Linked DNA regions of Homo sapiens: region 1 is linked to region 2. Evidence: chromatin loops called from intact Hi-C (ENCODE). Cell type or tissue: heart left ventricle. All regions are shown on one strand. Each heading gives the region's core, and the rest is flanking DNA. Links, peaks and the distances in the headings are about the cores only. Region 1 overlaps SLC5A1 (solute carrier family 5 member 1). Region 2 holds the start of LINC02558 (long intergenic non-protein coding RNA 2558).

Region 1 (8,000 bases), core at 1-8,000, 81 kb before region 2:
GGAGGACCTAGGCCAGTCCCTCTAATTGCCATCACTATTAAAGAATCTGCCTCTCTGTTATTTGGAACATTCAGCAAGAACAGATTTCCTCCCATTGCAATTTAGATTCCTGAAAAGACCAATTTGGTTTGCCTTAACAAGACACAATGGCTCTATCACTTAAATTCTTTTTACTTTAGTCCCTCCAGGGTTTGGCACAAATTTAATGTTTCCCCCTTGTGCCTCCTCTAAAGGGAAAACTACCTAAACCAAAAACATCAGGCAAAATCATTTCTCCCTACTGACTTTTTTTTTTTTTAAGACAGAGTCTCGCTCTGTCACCCAGGCTAGAGTGCAGTGACATGATCTCAGCTCACTGCAACCTCCCCGTCCCAGGCTGAAGTGATTCTCCTGACTCAGTCTCCCAAGTAGCTGGGACTACAGCTGCATGCCAGCATGCCCAGCTAATTTTAGTAGAGACAGGGTTTGACCATATTGGCTAGGCTGGTCTTGAACTCCTGACCTCAGGTGATCTGCCCGCCTCAGCCTCCCAAAGTCCTGGGATTACAGGCATGAGCCACCGCAGCCAGCCGCTACTGACAATTAATGTTAGAAGTCAGAAGCTGGCAGGAATTGCATCTGTCTCTCGAACCAAAGACAGGTGTTACTCTATTTAATGACCCACCCAGACCTATTGAAATCAGAGTAATAAGCTCTTCGGGTGATTCTTATGCCCAACAAAGTTTGAGAAGCCTGCCCTAGAGTGTATTGAAAGCCACTGTTTCCTCCTTAAATTTGTTTTCATCACTCTTTGGAAGCAGGGATGCAGTCTGTAACTACACAATTAGAATGCTAAAATCTGGCCTGGTGGTGTGGTGTCTCAGGCCTGCAATACCAATACTTTGGGAGGTTGAGGTGAGAGGACCACTTGAGGCCAAGAGTTCAAGACCAGCCTGGGTAACATAGCGAGACCCCGTCTCTACAAAAAAATTAAAAACTAGCCAAGCATGGTGGCATGTACCTGTAGTCCTAGCTACTTGGAAGGCTGAGGTGGGAGGATCGCTTGAGCCCAGTAATTCAAGGTTGCAGTGAGTGTAATCATGCTGCTGCACTGCAATTGGGGGGACAGAATAAGACCGTGTCCCCTCCAAAAAATGCTAAGATCTGGAGGACAAAAAGTGAAAGAGGCTCTCTCCAAAATTCCCTGCTTAACTGCCAGAGTTTTAAAGATCTGTTACCCGCTGGGCACAGTGGCTCACACCTGTAATCCCAGCACTTTGGGAGGATGAGCCAGACAGATGACCTAAGGTCAGGAGTTCAAGACCAGATATGGTCAACATGGTGAAACCCCATCTCTACTAAAAATACAAAAAAATTAGCCAGACGTAGTGGTAGGTGCCTGTAATTCCAGCTACTCGGGAGGCTGAGGCAGGAGAATCACTTGAGCCTGGGAGGCAGAGGTTGCAGTGAGCCGAGATCGCGCTATTGGGCTCCAGCCTGGGCAACAAGAGCAAAGTTCCATCTCTTAAAAAAATATATATATATATGTGTGTGTGTGTGTGTGTGTGTGTGTGTGTGTGTGTGTGTGTATGTGTATATATATGTGTGTATGTATATATATGTGTGTGTATATATATGTGTGTGTATACATGTGTGTATATATATATGTGTGTGTATATATGTGTGTGTGTGTGTGTGTGTGTGTGTGTGTGTGTGTGTATAACCATGGCCCCTGTGCTGCCCAGTGGGCGGCATTTTCACTTCAACCACATGCCAACATATAGAACATGGAGTGAAAGAAACTTTGACTGATCTCACCAGGGAGGCCCCGGAACTGGAAGGCTTGGTAGAATCAAGACTTCCATGATACCATCAGGCCGCAGCAAAGTTATGAAAGCAAAGATATTTCGACTGGAAATCCACTGAAGCTACTCAAAATCTTGGTGGGAAATCATTCCGCAAACAATTTATCTCCTCAAGAGATGGGATTGTGAGAGTTCTCAGAGGTGATCTCAACCACCAGAGACAACAAAGGTTGTTGACCAGAGCACTTTTCAACCTCTCAGCTGTGGCGTGAAATTCAGAAGAGGAATTACAGGCACTCCAGACTCTCTGCAATAAAGTCAGTCCCACCTTCTCCAATCTCAGCAGCCCTGCCATGCCCTGCCATGTCCCCTCCACTCTGGCAAAACCACACTGGCTCAATTTCCAAGATGTGCTCTGTGCTTTCCTGCCTCCTGCTTTTGTTTATGACATTTTCGTTTTTCCTGGAATGCCCTCTTCATCAAGCTCTGTCTATAAAAACACTTCCCTCATCTGCAGAATAAAGCCCAGTCCCACCTCTCCACTGACACCATCCAGAGCCGATCTCCATCCTCCAATCTCTTACCTCATGTGTTGTCTGTTCCCCTCTCCTGGTGCGTGTCACATCCCCACTTTGATAACTGCTTCCACACAAGTCTGCTGCCCCAAATACCTTCTAGCCTTCAAAGAGCCCACTTTTGGGACAGAGTCTTTTTCTGTCGCCCAGGCAGGAGTGCAGTGGCATGATCTCGGCTCACTGTAACTTCTGCCTCTCAGCTGTGGCATGAAATTCAGAAGAGGAATTTCAGGCACTCCAGGCTCTCTGCAATCCAGTCCTGCTTCCACTTAACAGAGGACATTCTTTGCACATGGCAAGGACTCAGTAAAGATCTGCTGAGTGAGTAAGTGATATCAAATCTTTGAATGTTCCACTTGGGGAAACAACAGAAACCATAGCAACCAAATGTCTGAGAGCTGCATTTATTCCCACTGGGGCATGGAGTCAGGACTCTTCTCAGGGACATGCCAAGGACCACTCTCTCCTGAAGAAGAGGCAATAAACCTAGCCTGCCAGGCCTACCCAGGGCCCATGAGAACAGCAGGGTATACTGGAGACTATGAAGTGGCTCTGTGAAATATCAGTCTGGCAACCCACAAGCTCAGTGTTCATAAGAACAAGACCATAAGGGGAACTGACCTTATAGGTTAGTCCGTCAAATAGGATTTTTTTAATGTTAAATACTTGGTGTTGGCAAATAAATAGGCTCTCCCACATATTTCTGGTAGAGATGTAAATTGATACCATTTTTCTGGAAAGTTGTCGGTTGGTACACGTTAAAATCATTTAAAAGTTTGTCTCCTTCCACTTATATGACCCTATTTTTAGGACTCGGTTTTAAGCAAATTATCAGAGATGCAGACAAAGACTTAGATACAAGGATTTCATCAGTATGTTCATTGCTATGTCATTTACAACAGAGGAATGTTGGAAACCACGTAAGGGCCCAACAATAGAAAAACAATTGGATAAATTCAAGTTCATATTTATGATAGAATTTTAAAAAAATTTTTGTAGAGATGGGATCTCGCTATATTGACTAGGCTGGTCTCAAACTCCTGACCTCAAGCTTTCCTCCCAGTTTGGCTTCCCAAAGTGCTAGGATTATAGGCATGAGCCACTGCACCCAGCCATATGATGGAATAGTGTGCAGCCATTAAAATTATAGCTTTGAAGAATTCGTTATGACATGAGGAGATACAAACCTATATACCCTATGAGCCCCAAAATGTTTAAATATATGCATAGGTGTGTGTGTGTGTGTGTACCTGTGTATACATATATATATCCAAATTTAACAATGATTATCTTGGGAAGACAAAACAATGAGTGCATTTTTAAAATACTTTTCCAGTTTTTTCACAAGGGGTTTGTATAATTTTATAATCAGAACACAATCCTTTAAAATCTTTAAGAATAAGGAACAACAATTCCAGAGCTGTCTCAGATTCACTAGCAGAGCCTGAGGACTGAAAGCAAAGTAGGCATGTAAGTTATGTGTTTTTTGGGGGGATGTAGAAAAAGACGTGAAAATGTCACTGAGTGCTAGCTACAGTTATGTTTTGTGTGCCTGGAAATAGAAAATTGACATCTTAACCCAGCTCATGTGATGTTAGAGCTGGAATTACCTTGGAAATGATTACAGCTGACCTTGTTATTTTCCAATGAAAATAAAATTGTAGCCCAGAAGAAGAAAGTGATTCACGTTTACATATTAATTTTATCTTTACTTTCACACCCTAAGGACAGTAAGTCAGCATGTGCACACTCAGGATCACAAATCCAGGCATCAAGAATTGTCCTGGGGGCTGGGTGCGGTAGCTTATGCCTGTAATGCCAGCACCTTGGGAGGCCATGGCAGGAGGATCACTTGAATCCAGGAGTTTGAGACCTGCCTGGGCAACATAGTGAGACCCCATCTCTCCAAAAAAATAAAAAATTAACTGGGTGCAGTGGCACTGTCTATAGTCCCAGATACTCGGGAGGCTGAGGAAGGAGGATCCTTTGAGCCCAGGAGGTCTAGGCTTTGATGAGCTGTGATCACACCACTGCACTCCAGCTTGGGCAACAGAGTGAGATCATATCTCAAAAAACAATGAAAAGAATTGCCTAGGGCAATGGACAACTGGCTTCACAATCAGAGGCAGCCAGGGGATTTTTAAAAAGGATCCTGTATCAATAATCATACTTGAAAGTACAATTAAATGGCATGGACATCCTTTTCCTCCCCTCCTTCAAAGCACACTGTGAACCTTCCAACCTGGTTCTAATCTTGGTTCCGCCATAGCAAACTATGTGACCTTGAGGCAGTCACTTTACTGCTTTTAGCCTCAGTCTCTTCCACTGTAAACCAAGGATAATAATCTTTTTTGGCCTACCCTAAAGGGTATTACTGGACTTTAATGATGTGACAAAATTTAAGAAAGTTTTGCTCCACAAAGACATGCTATTCTGAAGAAGTATTGATGCTTTTACACAGCCCATGTTTTTATAGATTACCCTGAATTTCCTGAAAGAAACAGAGTCATCGTTTTCTCCTTGAGGAAACAAGGTCATCATAGCCCAAATGGAAAATGCAGTCAGCTAATTTCAGGAAACATTTTTCTTTGTTAACAAACCATCTAAGACCCAGAGTGTCCAGAATTCTGGAGATGGCTTCCTGCTCCCTGCTTTTGTCCTTCTCTTTAAGGGATATCGGGAGATCCCAGGGCGTCTTCTCCATGCCTTCTCTAGGCTGTGCTGGACTCCTCCCTTGGGATATCCTCCAATAGTGGTCCTTAAACTTTAACATAATCAGAACACGAGATATACAGTTAAGTCTGCCTATCTTGAATATGCAGATTCACAGATAATATATTCATTATACATTTGTAGCATAAGTATGTCCCGAATATTGCATGGGACATACTTATGCTAAAAAAAAAAAAAAAAAAAGACAGGAAGGTATGTATTGTTTGCCTGAAATTCAGATTTAACTGGGCATCCTGTATTTTTATTTGTGAAATCTGGCAACCCTAATCAGAATCACCTGGAGGACTTAAAACACAGACTGGTCAGGCATGGTAGCTCACACCTATCGTCCCAGCACTTTGGGAGGCCAAAGGGGGAAGACTGCTTGAGCTCGGGAGTTCGAGACCAGGCTGCGCAACATAGCGAGACCTCACCTCTACTAAAAATCAAAAATTAGCCAGGCGTGGTGGCACGCACCTGTAGTCCCAGGTACTCAGGAAGCTAAGGTGGGAGGATCGTTTGAGCCCAGGAGATCAAGGCTATAGTAAGTTATGATCACGTCACTGCACTCCCACAGAGCAAGACTGTGTCTCAAAAAACAAACAAACAACAACAACAAAAAACATACGCAGATTACTGGGCCCCATTTGCTAGCGTTTGTGATTCAGTAGGTCTGGTTTGAGGCTAGAAATTTTGCATTTCTAACAAGAGTGCAGGTCTTGCTGATGCTGCTGGTCTGGGTACCACAGTTTGAGAGCCCCATCCTGGGAGAATAAGAAAGGGAGAGGAGAATGCTAATTTTTACAGCACCACCTTTGGGCCAAGGGTTGGACCATGTATTTCATTTGCTTTTTCTTATTTAATGCCCACTACAGTTCTGTGAGGTTTGTATTATTCTGATCTTCATTTACAGATGACAATAAGGATCAGAAGGTTGAAGTGACTTGCCCAAGGTCTTATAGCCAAAGGTGACTGAAGTCCCAGGGGCACAGGGAGAGGCTGTAGCACACACTGACTTTCTGGTTTTTCCCAGGACATTCCCTTCTGAATGTCCCTGAAGGGGCACAGTGGGGTGAGAACCTCCTACCCATCCCACTGTAAACTCAGGAATGGAATGTGCTCATCTGTGTCATGTTTTCATATTCCTTCTTCACCTTCTAGGAACTTGTCTTTAATCATGATTAGTGTCTCTCTTAGGAAGCTCTCTCTTTCCACAGAGGAAGTTTGAAAAGATTTAATCTTGGATCATTGCCATCTCAAGGATCACACTTCCTGGATTGGGACAGAAAATCAGATGGAGCTCCTATATTCAGAGTATTTTATTTCTGAGACTCTAGTAAATATTTAGGCACAGGCTTTGTTCCAGAGTCATCACAGTCTCTATTTACTCGGCCAACTCCTATTCCCATGGACAATGGTCCTCTTTCACTCATTACCTTCATGAACTTCTCTCCTTGCCCAAAGAAACAAAGGGGCAAGAAATCAGGAAACCACTGACATTTTCCCACCAGTTTTTGGCACAAAAGGCAGGTGAGGTCTTCCACTGGCGTTTAGAGGTTAAGGAGGCTGAAGACCAATCCATCCTCTCATCGAGATGAGCCCATCTTTGGAATCATCAGCAATTCAGGGTCACTCACTCAAAGCACCTGATCTAAATATACCATCTTGGCCGGGTGCAGTGGCTCACACCTGTAATCCCAGCACTTTGGGAGGCCAAGGTGGGCAGATCACATGAGGCCAGGAGTTCAAGACCAGCCCGGCCAACATGGTGAAACCCTGTCTCTACTAAAAATACAAAAAAATTAGCCAGGCTTGGTAGCACAAGCCTGTAATCCTAGCTACTAGGGAGGCTGAGGCAGGAGAATTGCTTGAACCTGGAAGGTGGAGGTTACAGTGAGTCAAGATTGCACCACTGCACTCCAGACTGGGCAACAGAGTGAGACCCTGTCTCAAATAAATAAATAAATAAATAAATATACCATCTGTACCCCACACTGGCCCCCTTTCAGTTTTTCAAATATCCCAAGCTTCTTCCTACATCAGGGCCTTTGGCCATTCTGTTCCTTCCACTTGGGTTACTCATCCCAGAATCTTCACATGGCTGGCTCCTTCTGATCATTCAAATCTCAACCTGAATGCTCAATCCTCAGAAAGGCCCTCTTTGAGCCTATGTTGAATAAGGAAGACCCTTCTCCCTCCCACTGAACCTCACCCTTGACTCAAATACACTTTCTTCTGAGCACTTAACTATTATTGATAATTTTACGTATATTTTGTAAGAATGTGAGGGACATAAACACACACATGCACATGGATATATCAGCACCTACATGGCATCTGGCACATAGTAGGTATCAACATGCAGTTGTGGAATGAGAGAATACTACTACATAAATAGATGAATGATTCAATTCACAGCTTAAGGAGGAGAAGCTGGAGATGAGAAACAATTACTATTTTATTTTTTTTTAGATGGAATCTTGCTCTGTTGCCCAAGCTGGAGTGCAATGGTGCGATCTCAGCTCACTGCAACCTCCATCTCCTGGGTTCAAGCAATTCTCCTACCTCAGCCTCCCAAGTAGCTGGGATTACAGGCACCTGCCACCACGCCCAGCTAATTTTGGTATTTTTAGTAGAGACGGGGTTTCATCATGTTGGCCAGCTGGTCTTGAACTCCCAATCCAGGCGATCTGCCTGCCTCGGCCTGCCAAAGTGCTGGGATTACTGGTGTGAGCCACCGCACCCGGCTGAGAAACAATTATAATGATGATAATCATGATAGGCATCCCTTGGACAGCATTAACTATATAGTGTCCTAAGAGATTTACATGTATTAACTAATTTAATCCCAGATATATTTCTAATATGAATAATACAACGAATTCATTTTAACTGATAGTTTCACCACCTTTCTGCCTCTTCCGACTTC
Region 2 (16,493 bases), core at 3,240-11,239:
GGGCAGAGGCAACAATGAACAAGTTCCAGATAAACAATAAGGAATTTGTCAGGGCAAAAGAGAAGAGCTCCCAAAGACACAACTGTTACCCCTTTGGGAACGTTATGGCCAGCAGGAAAGGCCCAAGACCCAAGGCAAGATCTGGGATGACGCCAGGTAGAGAAGGAGTCTGCAGGACACATGAGGCCAAGAGGGCACTTAGACTGTATATTTAACATCTAAGGCTAGCTGTTCCCCAGAGAAGGGGACTCCTACAGGGCAAGGTTTTCTCTTTTTTTTTTTTTTCTGACACAGAGTCTCGCTCTGTCACCCAGGCTAGAGTGCAGTGGCGTGAGTTTGGCTCACTGCAACCTCCATCTCCCGGGGCAAGGTTTTCTTATAGGGACTGGTGGAGAATTCACCAGGCCTGGATCAAAAAAAAAAAAAATAAAGAAAGAAAAAAGAACAAATGGTAACAAGCACATGAAAAGAAGCTCAACACCATTAGTCATTAGGGAAATATTAAAAAAAATTTTTTTTGAGACAGAGTCTCTCTCTCTCACCCAGGTTGGAGTGCAATGGCATGATACCGGCTCACCGCAACCTTAGCCTCTCGGGTTCAACCCATTCTCCTGCCTCAGCCTCCCGAGTAGCTGGGATTACAGGCACCTGCCATCGTGCCCGGCTAATTTTAGTATTTTTAGTAGAGACGAGGTTTCATTATATTGGCCAGGCTGGTCTTGAACTCCTGACATCAGGTGATCTGCCTGCCTCGGCCTCCCAAAGTGCTGGGATTACAGGCATGAGCCACCACGCCCGGCCAGGAAATACAAATTGAAACCACAAATCAAAACCACAATGAGATACCACTGCCCACCCACCTACTAGGATGGCTATAATCAAAAAAACAAACAATGGCTGGGTGCAGGGGCTCACACCTGTAATCTCAGCACTTTGGGAGGCTGAGGTGGGAGGATCACTTGAGCTCAGGAGTTCAAGACCAGCCTTGGCAACATAGCAAGACTCCATCTCTACAAAAAATCAAAAAATTAGCCAGGCATGATGGTGCATGCCATGTTGGGGTGGAATAGTCCCAGCTACTCAGGAGGCTAAGGTGGGAGGATTGCTTGAGCCCAGGAGATCAAGGCTGCAGTGAGCCATGATTGTGCCACTGCACTCCAGCCTGGGCAGCAGAGCAAGACCCTGTCTCAAAATAATAATAATAATAATATTAATAATAATGTGTTTATGATAATGTGGAGAAACTTTATACATTGCTGATGGGAATGTAAAATGGTACAGCTGCTTTAGAGAATAGTCTGGAGGTTCCTCAACATGTGAAACAGAGAATAATCCTATGACCCAGCAATTCCACTCCTACCCAAAAGAATTGAAAACAGGTATTTAAACAAAACCTGACATACAAATGTTCATATACCCAAAAGAATTGAAAACAGGTATTTAAACAAAACCTGATATACAAATGTTCATATACCCAAAAGAATTGAAAACAGGTATTTTAACAAAACCTGACATACAAATGTTCATAGCAGCACTATTCACAATCACCAAAGGGTGGAAACAACTCAAAAGTCCATCAACAAAGGAATGGATAAACCAAATGTGGTATATTCCACACAATGGACTATTATTCAACTTATGAAAAGAATGAAGTGCTGATACCTGCTACAGCATGAATGAGCCTCAAAAACATTATTCTGGGCCAGACATGGTGGCTCACGCCTGTAATCCCAGCACTTCTGGAGGCTGAGGCAGGAGGATTGCCTGAGCCTGGTCAACATGGTGAAACCCCATCTCTACTAAAAATACAAACAAGGCCAAGCCCGGTGGGTCACGCCTGTCATCCCAGCACTTTGGGAGGCCAAGGCGGGCAGATCACCTGAGGTCGGGAGTTCGAGACCAGCCTAGCCAACATGGTGAAACCCCATGTCTACTAAAGATACAAAAAAATTAGCCAGGTATGGTGGCACGTGCCTGTAGTCCCAGGCTACTCAGGAGGCTGAGACAGGAGAATCACTTGAACCTGGGAGGCAGAGGTTGCAGTGAGCCAAGATAGCGCCAGTGCACTCCAGCCTGGGTGACAGAGTGAGACTCTGTCTCAAAAAAAAAAAAAATACAAACAAAAAAAATTAGCTGGGCATAGTGAACAAATGGTAACCAGCACATGAAACACATGTACAGGTACGTGCCTGTAATCCCAGCTACTTGGGAGGCTGAGGCATGAGAATCGCTTGAACCCAGGAGGCAGAGGTTGCAGTGAGCCAAGATCACGCCCCTGCTCTCCAGCCTGGGCAACAGAGCAAGACTCTGTCTCAAAAAAATAAAATTTTAAAATAAAAAAAATTATGCTGAGTTAAAGAAGCCAGACACAATAGGTCACGTATTGTATGATTCCATTTATATTAAACGTCCAGAGTAGGCAAATTCATAGGGACAGAAAGCAGATGAGTGGTTGTCAGGGCCTAAGGCAAGGGAGGAATGGTAAGTGACTGTTTAAGGAGTATAAGGTTTCTTTTCGGGATGATAAACATATTTTGGAACTACATTAGAGGTAATGGTTGCATAATATCATAAATGTACTAAATGCCATTGAATCATACACTTTAAAATGGTTAATTTTGGTGCATACCTGTAGTCCCAGGGACTTGGGAGGCTGACTTGAGTCCATGAGTTCTGGGCTGTAGTGCACTCTACCAATTGGGCATCCACACTGAGTTTGGCATCAATATGGTGACCTTCCAGGAGCAAGGGACAACCAGCGGCCTAAGGAGGGGTGAACAGCTCAGGTCAGAAACTGAACAGGTCAAAACTCTTGCGCTGATCAGTAGAGGTATCACACCTGTAAATAGTCACTGTACTCCAGCCTGGACAACATAGCAAGATCCTATCTCTACTAAATAAATAAAATGGTTAATTTTATGTTGTGTGAATTTCATCTTTATTTATTTTTTAAAAAAGAACATTGGTTGCAGTGAGCCAAGATTGTGCCACTGTGCTGCAGCCTGGGTGACAGAGTGAGACCCTGTCTCAAAAAAAAAAAAAAAACGAGTATTGGCTGTCAGAGCCATTTAAGTCACTCATGGTCATTGCCTTCTCCACCCAGGTGGACACCAGGTCTCTCTGCCTAACAAAGGCAGGGAATTACAGCTAGGGAGCTTTACCAACCCCACCAGGCGCTGAGGCACAGAACCCCTCTATTGCCTGCCTCCTCTCCACCTCGGCAACTCTCTCTCTGCCTGGTGAGGCCACAGGTGCCCCTGAACCCTCAGAGGTGTCAGGACAGGAAACTGGGGCAGAGGACCAGCTCCTTAGCACTGCCCTTCCCTCAAGCTCACTAAGTGGTTCCTTCATGGGTTTGCACAGTCAATAATTCACCAGCCTGCCAAGGTGCTAGCGGGACAGAAAAGCCCCCCCACTGCTCTCCTGCTAAAGGGGCCCAGGCTGATGAGGGAGATTCTGTCTGCTACTCCATAAACACTGACCGTTTACTGATGGCCTACTATGGGCCAGCACAGCACATGAGATTTGACATGATTATCACATTGCATCCTCATGATAACCCTGTGAGACAAACAGTGTCAAGCCCACAGTAGGATTTTTGCGGGTCTGAGACACCTTTGCTTTTGTGGGCCCCTTCCTCTATAAAAATAATACTAAAAATTATATTTTACAGCTGCATTGATAAAAGAATATTTAATAATGTCTTAATATATCAAGACGTTTTCTTTGACCTAAATTTTCATTTCTTTCTTCAGATGTGAAAAGTAACCAAAACTTTTTTTTTTTTTTTTTTTGTGAGACGGAGTCTTGCTCTGTCACCCAGGCTGGAGTGTAGTGGCGCCATCTCAGCTCACTGCTACCTCCACCTCCCGGGTTCAAGCAATTTTCCTGCCTCAGCCTCCTGAGTAGCTGGGACTACAGGCATGCACCACCACACTCGCCTAATTTTTGTAATTTTAGTAGAGACGGGGTTTCACCATGTTTGTCAGGCTGGTCTCAAACCCCTGACCTCGTGATCTGCCCGCCTCAGCCTCCCAAAGTGCTGGGATTACAGGCATGAGCCACCGCATCCGGCCCTTTTTTTTTTTTTTTTTTTTTTTTTTTCCTAGAGGGAGTCTTACTCTTGTCACCCAGGCTGGAGAACAGTGGTGCAATCTTGGCTCACTGCAGCCTCCAACCCCTGGGTTCAAGCGATTCTACTGCTTCAGCCTGCCAAGTAGCTGGGACTACAGGCACCCACCACCATGTCAGCTAATTTTTGTATTTTTAGTAAAGACAGAGTTTTACTTTGTTGGCCAAGCTGGTCTCAAACTTGACCTCAGGTGACCTGCCTGCCTTGGCCTCCCAAAGTGCTGGGATTACAGGCGTGAGCCACTGCGCCTGGCCAAAAAATAACTAAAACATTTTTATGGACCCTTAAAAGTACCATGGGACCTAGAATATTGAGCCTCTTGTGCCTGATGGATGAGTCAGTCCTGGATATTACTGTTATTTCACAGATAAGAAAACTGAGGCTTAAATTACAGAGCTAAAAAGTGGTAGGTTATAGAAGGAGAAGGGTTGCAAAAAAAAAAAAAAAAAAAAAAAAAAGTGGCAGGGATACATTTGTGGGCAACTGATTTTAGAAAAGGGTGCCAAAAAAATTCAATGGGGAAAGAATAGTGTTTTCTACAAATGGTACTGGTACAGCTGAATATCCACAAACAAAAGAATAAAGTAGACCCCTACTTCATACCATATACAAAAATTAATTAGGCTCGGCACAGTGGCTCATGCCTGTAATCCCAGCACTTTGGGAGGCCGAGGCAGGCGGATCACCTGAGGTCGGGAGTTCGAGACCAGCCTGACCAAGATGGAGAAACCCTGTCTCTACTAAAAATACAAAAAAATAGCCAGGCATGGTGGCGGGCACCTGTAGTCCCAGCTACTTGGGAGGCTGAGGCAGGAGAATGCTGTGAATCCTGGAGGCAGAGCTTGCAGTGAGCCGAGATCACGCCACTGCACTCCAGCCTGAGCGACAGAGCAAGACTCCGTCTCAAAAAAAAAAGAAAAAAGAAAGAAAATAGTCTGGAATTAGATAGTGGTGCTGGTTGTGCAACCTTATCAATATACCAAAAACCACTGAATTGTACACTTTAAAATGGTGAGTTTTATGGTATGTGAGTTGAATCTCTATTTTTAAAAAGTAAAATTATTGTGGTAATGGTTGTGTAATTATAAACATACTAAATATCGAATTGTACACTTTAAAGGGTGAATTGTATGGCATGTGAATTACATCTCAAGAAAGCTATTACCAAAAAAAATTATAGGATTAGTGATCAAATCCAGGTCTTTCCATTCCCAAAACAAATACTCCTAACTGCTCTCCCACTCTGCCTTATTTGCCAACTGACTAGTCCCAAAGGGGCTCTTTACCTCCCTGCTTGCAACACACAAGCTCCTTTTCCTCTCCTACCCTGCCCTCTGAGCACCAAAAAGGCAAATGGTTTCTTCTGTTTTTCATATTTTATTTTATCTCCACAAAAACTGAAGCACTGTATGGTTTCTTCTTTCTAAGCACAGTGTTGTCCAGCTCAGGCCCTCCTCAAAAGCTCTTAAGTACCTGCAATCCAAAGTCCATTCTCTTTCTCTGAATTATGGAAAGAGGGAAAATAAAATAATAAAGTCGTCCAATCTCCTTAACTGGGAAACCAAGGCCTCTCAAGATCTGGCACCATCTTTGTTTTCCTAGGACCCTGCTCCACATGGCCAAACAAATCTCGTTGTCCTTCCTTGAGCCATGTCCTTTGCTGCTGTCCCAGTGCCTGCAAACCCACTCTCCACCCCTCCACTGCATGGCTAAATCCTGACTGTCTGCTCTGATGCTACCTGGCACTTTCTCTCTGAGTTCACAGTTTCACGCACCCATGCACAAGCATTAACTGCACTTCCTCTGAGCTCTCATGGGTCTCTATTTATCCCTCTACACATTTCTCCCTATATTAAATCACTGATACATATATTCCTTGAGGACTGCACAGTCAACAACCCAACTGGTTGTTGGCACACTGTGACACTCACAAAAGTCACACTACGACACTCACAAAAGTCTGGCACACTGCGACACTCAACCAAAGTCACACCAAACCCACTAAAGTGAATTCAATCTCGCCCCCAATCATCCCTCTGCTCTTTTTTCCCTAATGGCAGTTTTCCTGCCAACTAAAAACACTACAGGCAATTTGAACATGATGTTTAGAATTATAATGGATGAAAACCAGTTACAGCCACATTCATTTCATATAAATTAACCTCTGTGAGCTTTATTGCCTTGGTTGCCTTGACTACCCAGCTGTCGGTTGGCATACCCTGCTCAGCCCAAGAGGTGGAAATGTTCCCCTAGCACAGTGATGTCAGCTGGAGTTAAAGGAAGAGAGTGAGATCAGAGCCTGAAGTACCAGCAACTTCTTGAGTGGTTCACACCACCATCTCATGGGGACCCCTCCTACCTGTTCCTCAACTCCAACTGAGACAGCCACGGGGTTGGGAAGTCCAAGGGGGTGTGCCACGGTTGTGCTCTGACAAGGTGTCAGGAAGGGAGCTAGAGAGAGACAGGCCAACCCCTACTCTGGGTTTCCCTTAGGTTGTCTTCATCGGAAATGCCTCTCAATTTCCTAACCACTGCTGCCCCCTGGTGCCCTGATCTGCCACACCCTACAACACACCACCAGCCCTACCCTATGGAACATTAGAAATACATCCCAACAGCCGGGCGCAGTAGCTCACGCCTGTAATTCCAGCATTGTAAGAGGCCAAGGCAGGCAGATCACCTGAGGTCGGAGTTTGAGACCAGCCTGAGCAACTGGAGAAACGCCATGGCTCACACCTGTAATTGCAGCACTTTAAGAGGCCAAGGCAGGCAGATCACCTGAGGTCAGAGTTCGAGACCAGCCTGAGCAACTGGAGAAACACCATCTCTACTAAAAAAAAAAAATACAAAATTAGCCAGCGTAGTGGCGCATGCCTGTAATCCCAGCTACTCAGGAGGCTGAGGCAGGAGAATCACTTGAACCCAGGTGGCGGAGGTTGTGGTGAGCCAAGATCACGCCATTGCACTCCAGCCTAGGCAACAAGAGTGAAACTCTGTCTCAAAAAAAAAAAAAGAGAAAGAAAGAAAAGAAATACATCTCAGCACTTTGGGAGGCCAAAACGGGTGGATCACTTAAGGTCAGGAGTTCAAGACCAGCCTGGCCAACATGGGGAAGCCCCTTCTCTACTAAAAATACAAAAATTATCTGGTTGTGGTGACACATACCTGTCCCAGCTACTCAGGAGGCTGACGCGGGGAATTGCTTCCACCCGGGAGGCAGAGGTTGCAGTGAGCTGAGATCGCACCACTGCACTCCAGCCTGAACGACAGAGTAAGACCCTGTCTCAGAAAACAAAAACAAACAAAAAAAATGTGATTTACATTTTCTAGTAGCCACATTTTAAAAGGTAAAAATAAACAGGTGAAATTAATTTTAATAATACATTTATTTTATGACCAGGCACAATGGCCTACACCTGTAATCTCAGCACTTTCAGAGGCCAAGGCAGAAGGACCTCCTTGCTGGTTTCAAGAGTTTGAAACCAGCCTAGGCAACATAGTAAGGCCACGTCTCTACAAAATAATATTAATATTAATGTATTCTATGTAGCCCAGTATATACAAACTATTAGCAGTTCAATGTATAATCAGTATTAAAAAAAAATTTTTTTTTTGAGACAAAGTCTCTCCTGTCGCCATGCTGGAGTGCAGGGGTGCCATCTTGGCTCACTGCAACCTCCACGTCCCAGATTTAAGTGATTCTCCTGCCTCAGCCTCCCTAGTAGCTGGGACCACAGGCGTGCACCACCACACCCAGCTAATTTTTAAATATTTTTTAGTAGAGACGGGGTTTCAGCATGTTGCCCAGGATGGTCTTGATCTCCTGGCCTCGTGATCCACCCGCCTCGGCCTCCCAAAGTGCTGGGATCACAGTCATAAGCCACCATTCCTGGCCCAGTATAAAAATTATTGAGATATTCTACATTCTTTCTTCCATGCTAACTCTTCAAAATCTAGTGTGTCCTTTATACTTCCAGTACACCTGAAATCAGACAAGCCACATGTCAAGTGCCCAAAAGCCACATGTGGTTCATGGCTACTGTGCTGGAGAGCCTAGTGTCTGTGCTGGACAACTTAGTGCTTGTCCCTTGAACAGTACTGTCTCTGTGGGCCTAACCAGAGCTGCCTGTGCCCTGAACCAAATTTATCTCTAGGCCAGTCCTGTTCCCTGTGCTCCAAGCTCAGAGACCCAGCTTCCTGCTTGTCATCTCCGCTTTCCTGTCTTACAGAAATCTCTAAGTTCATCAAAACTGCATTTGCATTTTCCTCCCCAAAATGTATCTCCCACAACCCACTCCAACTCAGTAAATGGCACCATAATCCACCCAGTTGCTAGAAGTCAAATCCAAGGAGTCTCATTTTCCTTCATCCAAATGGTTATAAAGTCCTGTCAATTCCGTCCATAGATATATCTGTTCACCTGCATCCATCTCCACTGCTATTGCCCTAGTCCAGGCCACCAACATTTTGCCTGGACTACAAAATGATTCCTTTCCATTTATTTATTTATTATTTATTTATTTATTTATTTATTTTTGAGACAGAACCTCCGCCTCCCGGGTTCAAGCGATTCTCCTGCCTCAGCCTCCCAAGTAGCTGGGACTACAGGTGCACGCCACCACGCCTGGCTAATTTTTGTATTTTTAGTAGACACGGGGCTTCACCATGTTGGCCAGGATGGTCTCGATCTCTTGACCTCATGATCCGCCCACCTCAGCCTCCCAAAGTGCTGGGATTACAGGCGTGAGTCACTGCGCCCGGCCTCAATGATTTCTAACTAGTTTAACTCCCACCTTCCCACCTTCTCACTCTATACCCACACAGAGCAGCCTGAGGGACTGGACCACTCCCCTACCCACATCCCTCCACCAGCTTCCCGATGCCTTCTACTAAAATCCAAACTCCTGGCCTAGTTTTGCCACACCCTCCACAACTTGCTCCCTGCACCTCACTGCCCATCACTCTCCCACTGGCCATATGCCTCAAATCTGCTAAACTCGTTTCCACTTCCTGGTCCCTTTCTCTGGAATGCTCTTCCTCCAGACCCTTCCATTGCCTGGCTCCTTCTCATCATTCAGGTCTCCAGAGTGGCCTTCCCTCTCCACCTTATCTGCAATAGTCCCTTCATCCTTAGTCATTTGCTAGCCCATCATCTTTTTATGTTCTCCAGAGCATTCATCATTTCCTGATATTATTTGTCTAATTGGTTATTTGCCTTCTGTCTTCTTCCAGTACAACATAAGCTCCATGACAGAAAGCATTTCTCCTGTATTGTTCATCGCTGTTTTGGGAGCAAATAGAACAGCGTCCAACACAGAGTAACACATGCATGAGTGAGTGAGTGGATGAATGCTATTCCCTCTGTCTGGAACACTCTTTCCATCCCATGGCTCCTCCTCTTTCAGGTCTTAGGCTAAGTGTCACCTGCTCAGAGAATCCTCCCAGAATGGCCTGCTTTGTTCTCTATCTTAGCACCCGCCTTGCTACCCTCACAGCACATACCACAATTTTAACTTTTTTTTTTTTTTTGAGACAGAGTTTCACTCTTGTTGCCCAGGCTGGAGTGCAGTGGTGCAACCCCGTTCACCACAACCTCTGCCTCCCAGGTTCAAGCGATTCTCCTGCCTCAGCCTCCCAAGTAGCTGGGATTAGAGGCATGTGCCACCACGCCCAGCTAATTTTGTATTTTTAGTAGAGATGGGGTTTCTCCATGTTGGTCAGGCTGGTCTCCAACTCCCAACCTCCGGTGATCCGCTGGCCTCGGCCTCCCAAAGTGCTGGGATTACAGACATGAGCCGCCGTGCCTGGTATCAGAATTTTTACTTTAACTAATTCGTGTACTTTCATTTTTGTCTTCTCCCATTGCCCTTATCACCACTTCTAGACACTGCACTCCATAAACAGGGTCAATGTCTGTACAGTTCACTCCTGTCACTCACTGCCTGGCACAAAGCCTGGCATGTGGTGGATGTCCAATAAACACTGGATGTGAATGAATAACCAACTCTTCCTGGGACTTCCCAGGCCTGCCCAGGAGAACAATCCCCTGGGAGTATCCCACCAGGTCCCTACAAAAAACTTGCCTCGCCCAGGTCACCTCTAATTTCCAGGAGCTGTAGCTCCCGCCTCACTGGAACACTGAGGCTGCCTGGGCATGATGTGAGCTGGGGACCCCAGCTTCAAAGAAAGGAGCGGGACTGGGGCAGAAAGAGAGAGGATCGTCGTCCCCAGAGTATACATCTGAGTCTTGCCAATTCCCCTCCCTCCCTCCCCCAGGGTCATCAGACCCCTCCTCCCACCAAGGGTCCCAGGAGTCCACCCAGGTTGGGCTGAGGGAGGGTTTCTGACCCAGCTCCCACCTTCCCCAGTACCTATCCCAACCCCACTGGGCTGAACACACAGCCAGGGACTTCGGTATTCCCACTTACCAAGCCAGAAAGCAACAGAGTCTGTCGGCGGGAGCTCCCCATCCCCACACTGTGGCTAGACAGAGTTCTACAACATCCTTGGGCACACCTGAAATCAGACAAGCCACATGTCAAGTGCCCAACAGCAACACGTGGTTAGTGGCTATTGCACCAGACAGCTTAGCTCTTGCTCCCCGAACATCATGGCCCCAGGATTTCTGTTAGAAACCCTTCCACTCAAGTCTCAAGCCTTAGAGATCATAGAACCCAAGCTCTTCACTGCTGTAAAAGCCCAGAGAGCAGCAGAGACAGGCCCAGGGTCACACAGCCCAGGCCAGAACCCCAGGCTCCTATGGGTGGGGGTAACAGACACAGCGTCCCCTGGAGCCCAGGAGTTCAGGCCACCCCTGCCTTTTCTCATTTCTTTCTTCCATTCTTCCTCCCCTGCATCAGGAAAACCATGAGAGGTCAGGTTATAACTTCCTCACACCTGGGCTTTCACCTCCATGGTTATATTTCCAAACCCACAGTACCGGGCAGGGCAGGGAAGTAGGTGGCAGGTTTGGGTTTGGGGGGATTTTGTTTGTTTGAGAGGGGTCTCCCCGCTGTCACCCAGGCTGGAGTGCAGTAGTGTAATCGAATGCACCACTGGAGTGCAGTCGAGGATCACTGCAGCCTCGACTTCCTGGGCTCAAGCCCCATCTTCCCACCTCGGCCTCCCATGTCCAGCTAATTTTTTTTCTTTAGAGATGGGGTTACTTACTACGTTGCCCAGGCTGGTCTTGAACCCCTGGCCTCAAGTGATCCTCCCCACCTTGGCCTCACAAAGTGCTGAGGTTATGGGTGTGAGCCACCATGTCCAGGCTGTCTCCCCTTTCTGAAAGCTGTCCGTGATGACACCGAGGCCTGGGTGAAGTGACCTGCACAAGCACACACAGTGAGGTGGAAGCACTGCCACGACCAGCACAGGAATGCTCTCTCCAGCTCAGGGCCGGGTCCCACTGCCCTGGCACCTCCTGGAAGGGCCCGGGTCTGGGCCCCCATGCTGCCAGCTCTAACATAGAAGGCAGTCAGTGGATCAGGCCCAGCCCACAGCTGCTCCAGGTCCGGGAAGGATCAGACCCAGCCCACAGCCAATCCGCGTCGGGCGGGGAAGGGCTGAACGTGGAGTAACTCTCAGTACAGCCGCTGAAAGCCAGGGCTCTGGCCCCTCCACTGCCACTCTTCTGCTCCAGGGACAGCTGTGCTGGCCGAGCGCCACCTCAGGAGCGGGTCAGCATCGTTGTCCCCTCTGCCCCCCAAGGGCCTGGGAGATCCTGAGGGGAAAAAACCAAAGCCCTTTGGCAAGTAACTCTGACCAAAAACAGAAAAAAAACGGCCGGGCACAGTGGCTCACACCTGTAATCCCAGCACTTTGAGAGGCCGAGGCGGGCAGACTCTTGAGGCCAGGAGTTCAAGACCAGCCTGGCCAACATAGTGAAACCTCGCCTCTACTAAAAACACAAAAATTAGCCAGGCGTGGTGGTGAGTGCCTGTAATCCCAGCTACTCAGGAGGCTGAGGCAAGAGAATCATTTGGACTCGGAAGGGAGAGGTTGCAGTGAGCAGAGATCGCACCACTGCACTTCAACCTGGGCAACAGAGCAAGACTCAAAAAAAAAAAAGAGGCCGGGCGCGGTGGCTCACGCCTGTAATCCCAGCACTTTGGAAGGCTGAGGTGAGCGGATCACGAGTTCAGGAGATCGAGACCATGCTGGCTAAGACGGTGAAACCGCGTTTCTACTAAAAATACAAAAAATTAGCCGGGCGTGGTGGCGGGCGCCTGTAGTCCCAGCTACTCGGGAGGCTGAGGCAGGAGAACGGCGTGAACCCGGGAGGCCGAGCTTGCAGTGAGCTGCACTCCAGCCTGGGCGACAGAGCGAGACTCCGTCTAAAAAAAAAAAAAACAAAACAACAGCAACAACAACAACAAGAACAAAAAACAGAAAAAGCAAGGCCTGGGCTCCACATATTTCCTCCCCTCACCATCCTCCATGGACTCTGTTCGCCCTCACAGTGTGCAGGGCTCGGGGACCCAGGTGACAAGGGCCGACCTGCCAGCCGACCACCTGGCAGGAACCGCAATGGTTGGGCGGATACAGTGGCTCTGCCTGTGATCCCGGAGCTTTGGGAGGCCGAGGCGGGAGGATGGCTTGAGCCCAGGATGTCGAAGCTGAGTGAGCCGAGATGACGTCACTGCACTCCAGCCTGGGTGACATAGTGAGGTGACCCCTCTCATAAAAAGAAAAAGAAAAGGAAAGAAAGTGAGAGAAATAGAGAGAGAAGGAAGGAAAAGAAAGAAAGAAAAGACAAGAAAAAAGAGGGAGAAAGGCAAGGGAAAGACAGGAAACGCAGGGACTGACTGAGGGACTGATGGAGGAGGCGTGTGAGCCGGGCTGGGGACGCGACTGACTGATCGGCTGACAGGATGACCAGCTGCACTGGGGTTGCTGAGGGGTGGCAGCGACAGCCAGCCTCTCAGCCTCGGTTTCCGCCTGCCTCCTGCCTCAAGCCAACTCACTGCGTGGCCTACCCCGACACTAACCGGCGCCTGAACCAAAACCCACGGAGCCTGGCGGCCGCGGCTCCCTCAGAGAGTCGCCCTAGACCCTGCGCGGCTCCACAGCGCCACCTCGAGGCTGCGCCTGGAAGGGAGGGGCTGGGGAAGTGGGCGGAGTCAAGGGCGGGGCTACAGGTGGAGCGTCGGCAGGAGCTCCAGCATCCCCTTTCCCGGGACGCCGCTCCTCTTCCCCGCCTCCTTGGCTCTCCCCCGGAGCCTCTTCCTCCTCCCCCGTTCGAGTGGGCAGGTCCCCGCGGGAGCCTGAGTCGCACTGCAGACCTATCCTGTGACCTGAAAGAAACTCCCAGTTCCCCATTAGACCCCCTGGCAGCCTGGGCATCCCGGCGGTTCCAGGGACCCGCTGGGGCGGATGACGGCCGAACCTTTGGGCGCCAGGCTGGCAGTAGACGTGATAGAGGTGAAAACCCCACCACCCTCTTAATCCCCAGAAATGCTACAGGATTCTGGGGGGCCTGAGCGAGCAGCTGAGGACAAGGGCCGATGATATTTGCTTTATTTGTTACTGGGCTTGCTCCCTCCCCCGCATCCCGCTGCTCTTCACACTTGCAAGCTCACCTGACTGCCAGGTGGCCGGTCTGGAGCATGGCGAGCACCTTCGAGCCCCATAGATGGCAGCACAGGCCTAAGAAAAGTCGTACCAGAATGGTGTCTCCCTTCCAAACTCAGGCCGGGAGAGATAGAGCCACTTAGGGGAGAAAACTAATGTCCAGAGTGGCAGAAACATCCTCACATCCCGAAGGGTCTTGAACCCTAACTTCTTGCCCCAGGACAAGAAGACAAGGCAGAGTAAAGAGAGGCTCACAGGGAGAGGCAAGTGACAGTTCAGAACACAGGTGCACCATGCCACGCGACTGTGGGCGTCTCCTCACCTCTCTGAGGCCGTTTCCTGAACTGTAAAATCAGGGACAAGAAGGATACCTGCGTCACGGGATGTTCTGAGATTAACTGAGATGCTGCATGCAAATCACTTAACCACAGGGCATGTGGTAAGTGCTCTAATATATGTAAAGCAACGTTCCACTGCTTTTTGTTTGTTTGTTTTTGAGACACAGTCTCGCTCTGTCACCTAGGCTGGAGTACAGTGGCATGATCATAGCTTACTGCAGCCTCAAACTCCTGGGCACAAGTGATTCTCCCACCTTAGCCTCCTGAGTGGCTGGGACTATAGGTATAGCTATCGAGCCCAGCTAATTTATCTTTTTTTATGTTTTGGAGAGATGGTGTCTTTCTACATTGCCCAGGCTGGTCTGGACCTCCTGGCCTCAAGCAATCCTCCCGCCCTGGCCTGCCAACGTGCTAGGATTACAGGACTGAGCCACCATGCCCTGCTGAGTGTGATGTCTTTTTTACTGTGTCAACTTGGCTAGACTAAAGGCCCCAATTATTCCAACACTAAACTGGATGTTTTGGTGAAGTTGTTTTGTAGATGCGAATAAAGTCCATTATCAGTTGACTTTACATAAAAGGAAGATATCCTGGATAATTTAGGTGGGCTTGATAGACGCAGTTGAAAGGCCTTAAAATCAGACTTGAGGTTTTCCTGAAGAAGAAATTCTGCCTGTGGATAGCAACTTCAGCCCTTGACAAGAGTTCCAGCCTGCACTTACTGCACTTACCTAGCCAGCCCCACAATCACGCAAATCACCTCCTTGCAACAAATCTCTTAATCTGTATCCCCTTACTGGTACAGTTTCTCTGATTGAACCCTAATACATTAAGGAAGCAGTATGGCCAGGCGCAGGGGCTCACACCTGTAAACCCAGCACTTTGGGAGGCCGAGGCAGGCGGATCACTTGAGGTCAGGGGTTCGAGACCAGCCTGGCCAACATGGTGAAATTGTCTCTACTAAAAATACAAAAATTAGCCTGGTGTGGTGGTACGCGCCTGTAATCCCAGCTACTCAGGAGGCTGAGGCACAAGAATAGCTTGAACCCGGGAGGCGGAGGTTGCAGTGAGCCGAGATTGCACCACTGCACTCCAGCCTGGGCAACAGAGCAAGACTCTATCTCAAAATAAAAAGGAGTGTGTGTGTGTGTGTGCGCGCATGTGTGTGTGTGTGCGTGTGTGTTGGGGGTCACAGGGCCTAATCTTCGTGTTTATTCACTCCTTTTTTTTTTCGAGGCAGTCTCACTCTGTTCCCCAGGGTGAATTGCAGTGACACGATCTTGGCACACTGCAGCCTCGACCTCCCAGGCTCAAGCAATCTTCCCACCTCAGCCTCTTGAGTAGCTGGAACTACCAGGCCTGGCTAATTTTTGTATTTACTGTTTTGCCATGTTACCCAGGCTACTTTCAAACTCCTGAACTCAAGCAGTCCACCTGCCTCGGCCTCCAAAAGTGCTGGGATTACAGGTGTGAGTCACCGTGCCCAGCCTATTCATTTCTTTTTAATCTCCGGGTAGTTTGTGACTTTTGAGGTCCAGTACTTGGAGGCACTAGCAAAACCATGGTTATTTATTGGTTGGGGTGGGCTATGAGGTAGCTAGAGGCAGAGGGCCCCTTCCACCAGTCCTGCCCCCTGAGGCCTCAGCTTCGTGGATGTGCCTGCTCATTCCCCTCTTCTCCCTGCCTCAGGTGTAGGCCTGGAAATGAGAGCTACAAAGTATGCTGTCCCTGGGAACCAGCTGGTGAGGAGGAGGCTTCTACCCCAGCAACCATCTGTCCCACATGTCCCTGTACCCCGCCTCTCCCGCCTCTACCCCACAGGCTCATGTGTCATGCACAAACACCTTTTGCCCGCCTGCCCTAATTCTTTTTTTTTTTTTTTGAGAAGGAGTCTCACTGTGTCGCCCAGGCTGGAGTGCAGTGGTGTGATCTCGGCTCACTGCAACCTCCGCCTCCCGGGTTCACGCCATTCTCCTGCCTCACTCTCCCGAGTAGCTGGGACTACAGGTGCCCACCACGACACCCGGATAATTTTTTGTATTTTTAGTAGAGACGGGGTTTCACCATGTTAGCCAGCATGGTCTCGATCTCCTGACCTCGTGATCCGCCTGCCTCGGCCTCCCAAAGTGCTGGGATTACAGGCGTGAGCCACCGCGCCCGGCCAGGCAGAACCTTAAAGGCAGGTGGAGAGCACCTGTAATAGAAAGTGGCTCTCATGATGAAGCTCTGCTGAGCTGAGAGATCTTGTCACTTCCTAGACCCTTGGTTTGCTCCTCTGCACCCTCAATGGTGGTGAGCAACAAGGAGGTGGCCAACTTGAAAGCACCTGGGGCTTTATGGGCTCTTGGATTATCTTCCTTTCCTCCCCAGGAAACTCGGGAGGCTGGAGAAACATCACATGGTGGGAAGAGAGTAGGCTCATGAGTCAGCAAGCCTGAGTTTGAGGCCTG

The links. A loop is a pair of places that touch in the nucleus more often than their neighbours do. Peaks named below come from ENCODE experiments on the same cell type or tissue, not always from the same donor. Only the 100,000 strongest peaks of a DNase experiment are listed, where the experiment ranks them.
Region 1: it touches region 2 in a loop (3-fold over the local background); 3 of 110 quality-filtered maps call a loop at or near these places.

What each region holds. Positions count from the first base shown.
Region 1 is chr22:32,053,713-32,061,712 of GRCh38, reverse strand. The region is part of intron 2 of SLC5A1 (solute carrier family 5 member 1); the gene reads right to left. Among named protein-coding and RNA genes, the nearest start is that of SLC5A1, 14 kb to the right of the region's middle. In heart left ventricle, for the core only: no CTCF peak of the experiment used is centred there; no DNase peak of the experiment used is centred there; H3K4me3 peaks cover 2,738 bases; H3K27ac peaks cover 3,176 bases.
Region 2 is chr22:31,967,542-31,984,034 of GRCh38, reverse strand. LINC02558 (long intergenic non-protein coding RNA 2558) reads right to left here and starts at 13,212. Exons shown (of 5, transcript NR_149128.1): 1 at 13,123-13,212; 2 at 10,561-10,648; 3 at 2,630-2,763. It also overlaps the pseudogene RN7SL305P. RefSeq lists enhancers at 13,853-13,962, 14,033-14,082. In heart left ventricle, for the core only: a CTCF peak has its summit at 6,682 (motif pointing left); DNase peaks (open chromatin) are centred at 6,674 and 10,081.